Regions from separate parts of the Homo sapiens genome. Here region 2 is linked to region 1. Evidence: chromatin contacts called from ENCODE Hi-C or POLR2A ChIA-PET data. All regions are on one chromosome and are shown on one strand. Each heading gives the region's core, a stretch centred on a gene start or an enhancer-like site at or near the end of the contact. The rest is flanking DNA. Distances are from core to core; before and after follow the strand shown. Region 1 holds the start of TMEM256-PLSCR3 (TMEM256-PLSCR3 readthrough (NMD candidate)). Region 2 holds the start of SHBG (sex hormone binding globulin).

The links. A loop is a pair of places that touch in the nucleus more often than their neighbours do. ChIA-PET counts read pairs that join two places held with the same protein, here RNA polymerase II (POLR2A). Pooled maps may share reads with other maps.
Region 2: a loop to region 1 is called in a pooled map, with 5 times the contacts of the local background. The contact joins the promoter of SHBG here to the promoter of TMEM256-PLSCR3 in region 1. A Hi-C loop is called at or near these places in 1 of 37 single-sample maps with no recorded cell type and 10 of 50 pooled maps. POLR2A ChIA-PET finds 5 or more read pairs at or near these places in 3 of 52 experiments (Caco-2, HepG2 and WTC11).

The regions. Positions count from the first base shown.
Region 1 is chr17:7,402,041-7,405,716 of GRCh38, forward strand. It overlaps TMEM256-PLSCR3 (TMEM256-PLSCR3 readthrough (NMD candidate)), which reads right to left and starts at 2,091. Exons shown (of 10, transcript NR_037719.1): 1 at 1,960-2,091; 2 at 1,618-1,649. It overlaps TMEM256 (transmembrane protein 256), which reads right to left and starts at 2,057. Exons shown (of 4, transcript NM_152766.5): 1 at 1,960-2,057; 2 at 1,618-1,649; 3 at 1,270-1,350; 4 at 935-1,169. The coding sequence starts at 2,044. The coding sequence ends at 1,026. It also overlaps a transcript of NLGN2 not described here. RefSeq lists an enhancer at 1,866-2,045 and a silencer at 2,536-2,865.
Region 2 is chr17:7,628,848-7,632,605 of GRCh38, forward strand. It overlaps SHBG (sex hormone binding globulin), which reads left to right and starts at 1,288. Exons shown (of 8, transcript NM_001040.5): 1 at 1,288-1,436; 2 at 1,569-1,660; 3 at 1,833-2,022; 4 at 2,353-2,514; 5 at 2,742-2,901; 6 at 3,032-3,168. The coding sequence starts at 1,326.

The DNA.
Region 1 (3,676 bases), core at 841-3,340:
TTCTAGAGTAAGTGGGTGCTGATAACAACAGGGCTGAAAACCATGACCCTATAGTAATTTTTTAAAATCCCAGTACTTTGGGAGGCTGAGGCGGGTGAATTGCTTGAGGTCAGGAGTTCAAGACCAGCTTCGCCAATATGGTGAAACCCCATCTCTACTAAAAATACAAAAATTAGCCAGGCATGGTGGCATGCACCTATAATCTCAGCTACTTGGGAGGCTGAGGCAGGAGAATCACTTGAACTCAGGAGGTGGAGGTTGCAGTGAACCAAAATCGCACCACTGCACTCCAGCCTGGGCAACAGAGTGAAACTCTGTCTCAAAAAAATAAAAATAAAAATAAAAACAGGCCGGGCGTGGTGGCTCATACCTGTAATCACAGCACTTTGGGAGGCCAAGGCAGGCGGATCACCTGAGGTCGGGAGTTCAAAACCAGCCTTGCCAACATGGCACAACCCCGTGTCTACTAAAAATACAAAAAATTAGTTGGGCATGGTGGCAGGCGCCTGTAATCCCAGCTATTCAGGAGGCCGAGGCAGGAGAATCGCTTGAACCTGGGAGGCAGAGGTTGCAGTGAGCCGAGGTCGCGCCACTGTATTCCAGCCTGGGCGACAGAGCAAGACTCCATCTCAAAATAATAATAATAATAATAATAAAATTAAAAACCTAGTATGCATCAGAACCACAAGATGAGCTTATTAAAATACAGATTCTCAGGCCCGAAAGAGTGCTTCAGTAGGAATCTGTGTTATTTCAAGCATTCTTTATGACTTTGATGCCCACCAGGGTAAGAACATTATAATAAGTTAACTTAAAGTGACCAGAATCCCCAGACCTAAGGCTCACTGATTAAGTCTTAGGAAATGGAGGGAGTTCAGAGGTTGAATCCCCACCCTTCGTCCTCCAAGAGGTTAGATGAACAAAGACTCCAAAGTTTATTTGCCTTTCCTTTTTAATCCTCTTCTTACTCCAACTCTTTAAAAAAAAAACTGCCCAGAAAACCCAGTAATTAAGCAAAAGGGAGCTCAAAGAGCCAAGGCAAGCCAGCCCAAGAGTAGCAGGGTCCCTCCCGCAGGGGCCAAAGTCTGGATGCTGGGGTCTCCACTCAGAGCCTGGTAGTAAAAGCTGGTGCAGAATAAGGTCGTTCCGGAAGCTAGCAATAACCCAGCCTGAAGGAGACACAGCACAGAAAACAGGATTGTTAAGAACAGGGCAGGCTGAGAGGGAGTGTGTGGGGCTTGGTCAGGGTTAGGCGCAGGGAAAGATTACCCAGAGTGGCTTTCTGCAATGGGGCACCCCTAACAGGGCCAGGCTGTGTAAGAAGTGGTGTTTGTTGGCCTTGTCAAACAGCTGTAAGAAAAACAGAAACGAAGGGATGTCGTAGGCAATACAGGTACTGAGATCCCCTGATGACACAAGGGACCAAAGTTCCTTCCCCCACCCCACCCTTGAAGTCCCAGCTTGATCCCAGGCCTTTGGCTTACAGAGCCTTTGGCCTTTGCTGCTCCAGAGATCCGCGGCTCGCCCCACCCTCTCCCCGCCCACTTCCCCCAGGGACCCCAGACTTTGTGCCTTCGTAGACCCACGAGTCAGGGAGCCCCAGCGCAGTTACTTCACCTCCTTCCCGTAGGCATCTGGGAATTGGGCGCCTGTGGAGAAAAGAAGCAAAGGTTAGCGGTCCTAGTGCCAGCCCTGACCGCCCCCAATCCGGGGGGACCCAGGTGGACATTGGCGAGAAAGGGCACCCCCCCCCCCGCCCCAGGAAGCTTCCGATTGGTGGGAACACGCTCGGGCAGTACTGGGAACCAATTGGACCCAGCTGGGGGACTTTAAAAGGTTTAGGGCTCCGCGGACTGTCTGATAAACGAGAGGCCGGGCACCTCCCATAGGTTACGCCCTTGCAGCAGACCCCAGAGGACGCCCCAAGTACAGTCCCATCTTCGTCCCCAGCCCCCTGACCGTGCGCCCCGTAGGAAGCGAAGCCTAAGGCCGCAGCTCCGGACAAGGCGCCCAAGCGGCGGAAAGCTGCAGCTGGCCCGGCCATAGCTGTAGAACAGGACGCACCGGACCAACGCCGCCCAGGCCACCCAAGAGGCCAGCCAATCCCGACCGCCCATGCAAATAAGGTTCACAGGCGCCCAATCCGGGCCGTGTTCATTTCAGCATTGCGCTCTTCACCCGCCTTTGTAAAACCGCTGCAGAGTGGCGAAGACGTCTGGCGGGCGGAGAAACCAGCACCAATTAGGAACAGAGGAGCTAAGCAGTGGGGGGGCGGGGTTGAGGGCGGGACTAGGGGGATTTGCGTCAAGGATTGGCCCACTTTCCAAGTTGATCGCCTCTTCGAACCCCCCACCCCCATGCTCCGGCCAATTTCCAAAGATCCCGGTCTTCTCTCAAAGTTCCGCCCCTTTTTCCACAGGCTCCTCCTGTTCAGCTTCAAATCAAACCCACTACCAAAAAGAGGCGGCCCGAAAGATAGCAAAGCCCCACCTATTGCCAGTAAACCCCGCCCACTGCACAAATGGCCCCTCCCCCATGTCTGAAGGCTCCGCCTTCTTTGTATGATGCCCCGCCCCCTGTAGTTAAGATATTCTCCCCCCCGCCAGCCCTCCGAGACCGCGAGAGCCCCGAGGGTGGGAGATCCGGGGGAATGTCTCCACCCTGCCCTGGCCCGCTACGTCCATCTGTCCGTCTGTCCGCTCCCGCCTCTTCCCACCATCTCCAATCCCCCCATTCTCCGGAGGGCGGGCGGGCAGGCGGGTGCGAGCGGGGGGTGCGAGCGGGGGGTGTGCGCCGCTCTCTCGGCAGGGGGCGGGGGAGGCGGCCGCGCGGTGACGCGCGGGGCTGCTGCGGCTGCTCCGCCGGCGGATCATCACTCTCGGGCTGGGATGGACGCGGGGCGGGCCGGCCCTGGCGCGCGGAGCCAGGAGTCCGGGCCTCCCGGCTGCTGAGCGTCCCTCGAAGCCTCCCCTCACCCCCGCCTTCCCTCCTAGGATCCGCGCTGACCCCCGCCCCGGGGCTCTGGACTCGGCTCCCGCCCTCCTCTGACTCCCCGGACCTCCCCCTCACGCCCGCCCTCGGGATCGACTAGATCCCTCCCCCTCCCCGAGGATTCCGGCTGGATCCCTGCCCCTGCACCGCGGATCCTGCGCTCCCGGGCCCCGGGCCCCTGGGGATTAACGTGGACTCCTCCTCCAGCACCCGATCCTTAGGATCCTCCGCCTGGACCGCCTTCTGGTCCCTCGAAGCCGGCCCACGGAACCAGCGGATCCTCAATCTAGTCCTGTCCCGTTGCCCCCTCCTTTCTCTATCGTCCCTACTGCGGGGTTCCCTGTTCTCGGGCTCCCCCTGATCCCATCCCCTAGCTCTCCTTTTCCCGGGGATCGACTGGATCCCGGCCCCGCCCCCCGGGGCTGGGGCGATCCCCCTCCCCCGCCGGGTGAGGCGCTGCGGGCGGGGGCTGGGCCTGCGGGGCCGCGGGGGCTCAGAGGCCGCCGCCCCCTCCCGAAGGCCTTTCGCCCCCCACTCGGAGCCCTGGATGGAGGCACCACGGCCCCAGGGCTGAGCCAGGTAGGACCTAAGCCGGGTCGGTGGAGGGGGCTGCGTGGCGGTCCACTGGGGTCTCCCTCTCCCCATCTCCCTCCCTGCGCCTGGTTTCCCCCAGCCTGCTCTGTCT
Region 2 (3,758 bases), core at 38-2,537, 230 kb after region 1:
GAATTTGAGACCAGCCTGACCAACATGGTGAAACCCCGTCTCTACTAAAAATACAAAAATTAGACAGGTGTGGTGGCGCATGCCTTTACTCCCAGCTACTCGGGAGGCTGAGACAGGAGAATCGCTTGAACCTGGGAGGTGGAGGTTACAGTGAGCCGAGATCGTGCCATTGCACTCCAGCCTGGGCAACAAAAGCGAAACTCCATCTCAAAATAAATAAATAAAATAAAATGCGTCAGGGAGGGTCGGGCCTTGTGGCTAATGCCTGTAATCCAGGTACTTTGGGAGGCTGAGGTGGGCGGATCATTTCAGGTCAGAGGTTCGAGATCAGCCTGGGCAACGTGGTGAAATCCCCGTCTCTACTAAAAACACAAAAAAATTTGCTGGGCGTGGTGGTGCGTGCACCTGTAGTCCCAACTACTAAGGAGGCTGAGACAGGAGGATCGCTTGAACTCGAGAGGCAGAGGCAGCAGTGAGCCGAGATCACGCCACTGCACTCCAGCCTGGGTGATAGAGCAAGACTCTGTCTAAAATAAAATAAAATAAAATAAAATAAAATAAAATAAAATGGGTCAGGGAGTGGGTGATTTCTACTGCTAGACTGTTTAGGCCCTGTAATAAATGGATAAGGGAAGATAACTGAGAGGCGGGGGGCAGGTCCCTTCTTAATATTCACTGAATCATACACACAGACAATACCTTCTTGGGAGACAGGCCTCAGAGGCCTGGGAAAAGACTGGGGGAGGAGTTCAGACCAGATGCCAGGCACTGTGCCTGCATTTTCTCAATGAACCCTCTTTCACAGTCACCCCGTAAAGTATTATTTTCCTCATTTTACAGACAAGGACACTGAAGCACAGAGGTGAAGTGACTTGCCCAAGGTCACTCAGCTAGAAATTTAGGATTCCATTATCTCATTTCTAGTCCTGATACAGGATGCTACTTGGGACGCAGGGGAGGACTGTTTCTAGACCTCAGGCCTGTGAATGCAGGCTCCCCGAGTGGACAGAAATCTTGGAGGACCTAGATCAGGCCCTAGAGGAGGAGAGGGGAGATGGAATATCCTCTCCCAGTTCAGAAACTTTCTCGGCAGTGGAGGATGATAGTGGAGGGGACTCTGTCCTTCACCCCATTGATCCCCAGAGGGGTGATAGCTGAGTCTTGTGACTGGGCCCCTGGGCAGGGGTCAAGGGTCAGTGCCCCTGTTTCCTTTACCCCCTCCTCCCCGGGCAACCTTTAACCCTCCACCGCCCACACGCAAGGCTGCCTGCCTCTACACATTCTCCCAAGAGTTGTCTGAGCCGCCGAGTGGACAGTGGCTGATTATGGAGAGCAGAGGCCCACTGGCTACCTCGCGCCTGCTGCTGTTGCTGCTGTTGCTACTACTGCGTCACACCCGCCAGGGATGGGCCCTGAGACCTGTTCTCCCCACCCAGGTGCAGGAGCGGGACAGGGCACTCAGCTCATGCAGTCTTCCCTTCTCTCCTCTGGCCCTGTAGCAGGGCCTCTCCCTCTGTCTGTCTCTGACATGTCCCTACTCAGCTTTGTTTGTTTTCTCTTTCTGATAGAGTGCCCACGACCCTCCGGCTGTCCACCTCAGCAATGGCCCAGGACAAGAGCCTATCGCTGTCATGACCTTTGACCTCACCAAGATCACAAAGTATGGGGTTGGCCTAGCCCTTGACCCAGTCCCCTGGTTCTGCCCTCTCTCCATCAGCTCTTCTCTTTTCCCTGTCTTCCTTTCCTTATCTGTGAACACCATCTCCCCCAAACCCACACTGGTTCTCAAAGGACACATGACATACACAATCTTTCCTTCTGTGTCCTTCCAGAACCTCCTCCTCCTTTGAGGTTCGAACCTGGGACCCAGAGGGAGTGATTTTTTATGGGGATACCAACCCTAAGGATGACTGGTTTATGCTGGGACTTCGAGACGGCAGGCCTGAGATCCAACTGCACAATCACTGGGCCCAGCTTACGGTGGGTGCTGGACCACGGCTGGATGATGGGAGATGGCACCAGGTAAGCTAGCTCTGGTCCTCAGGGGAGGGATGTCTGGAGCTGGTCTGAGGAAAGGGAACAAAACCAAGTTATTGGGCATCCCTCTACCACTGTCATCTCGTTTAATCCACACGAACCCCCACAAAGTAGCTATTCTTGGCCCCATCTTTTCTGATGGGAATTCTAAGGCTCAGTCAGTATATAAGTGACAAGAGCTGAGTGACCCAAGGCCAAGGATGCTAGCTGCTTCTTTAAGGCATGTTCTTTCCACTATAGTACTAGGCTGCCTCACAGGAAGGTGGCAGAAACAGATCCCAGGGGCCTCTGATTTTGCTTCCCACCTTCCTGCAGGTGGAAGTCAAGATGGAGGGGGACTCTGTGCTGCTGGAGGTGGATGGGGAGGAGGTGCTGCGCCTGAGACAGGTCTCTGGGCCCCTGACCAGCAAACGCCATCCCATCATGAGGATTGCGCTTGGGGGGCTGCTCTTCCCCGCTTCCAACCTTCGGTTGCCGGTAACTACACCCCAGGGGTGGAACCCTAGCCAAGACTTGGTAAAGCACTGCTGGGTGGCTGGCCGTGGGAATCTAAGTCCACACTTTTAGGGAGAAGGGAAGGGTTGAGAGCTGCAAGGGGGAGGCCAAATGCTCAGAGGGGAGTCAACTGAGGGCAGGGAGGTCGGGACTGCGGCTCCGATGCCCTGATTTCTACATCCCCGTATCTTATCTCTGTCACACTCCAGCTGGTTCCTGCCCTGGATGGCTGCCTGCGCCGGGATTCCTGGCTGGACAAACAGGCCGAGATCTCAGCATCTGCCCCCACTAGCCTCAGAAGCTGTGATGTAGAATCAAATCCCGGGATATTTCTCCCTCCAGGGACTCAGGCAGAATTCAATCTCCGAGGTAGATTTCCTCGGAGTCTATTTTTCCCACCCTGGCCAGCTCAGCCTGCCTCTGTCCCCCTCTACCACTGGCCCCTTTCCTCCTTGAGACCCCAGCTTTGAGGCCTCAGGATAATCATTTCTCCCCACAGACATTCCCCAGCCTCATGCAGAGCCCTGGGCCTTCTCTTTGGACCTGGGACTCAAGCAGGCAGCAGGCTCAGGCCACCTCCTTGCTCTTGGGACACCAGAGAACCCATCTTGGCTCAGTCTCCACCTCCAAGATCAAGTAAAGGGGGACAGTGGGGCATTGCCTGTATTCAGTGGAGCCTGGAGCAATGAGGGAAGAGGGGAGTCCAACATGTCAATATTAGGAAGGTTTCCAGCCCAGGGAACATAACAAGACTGGCTCCACAGAATTGTTTTTCATTAATAATTAGCCAGGCATGGTGGTGCTTGCCTGTAATCCCAGGTGCTGGAGGCCAAGACCAGAGGATCACTTGAGGCCAGGAGTTTGACACCAGCCTGGGCAACATAGCAGAGACCTCTGTCTAAAAAAAAAAAAAAATTAGCCAGGCATGGTAGCACATGTCTGCTGCCCTAGCTATTTAGGAGCCTGAGGCAGGAGGTTCACTTGAGCCCAGGAGTTTGAAGCTGCAGTGAGCTATGATGTGCCACTGCACTCTGACCTGGGCCACAGTGAGACCCTGTCTCAAAAAAATAAAAATAAAAATAAGGCTTATGGATGGCACTCAGGTGGGTGGTAGGGGCGAGGGACATATCTTGAAGCTCCCCACAGCAAGCAAACAGTTTTGACTTAGACTGCATATTTACTTGGGGCAGGTGTGGTTTCAAAAAGGGTCAAGCCAAAAAAAATTG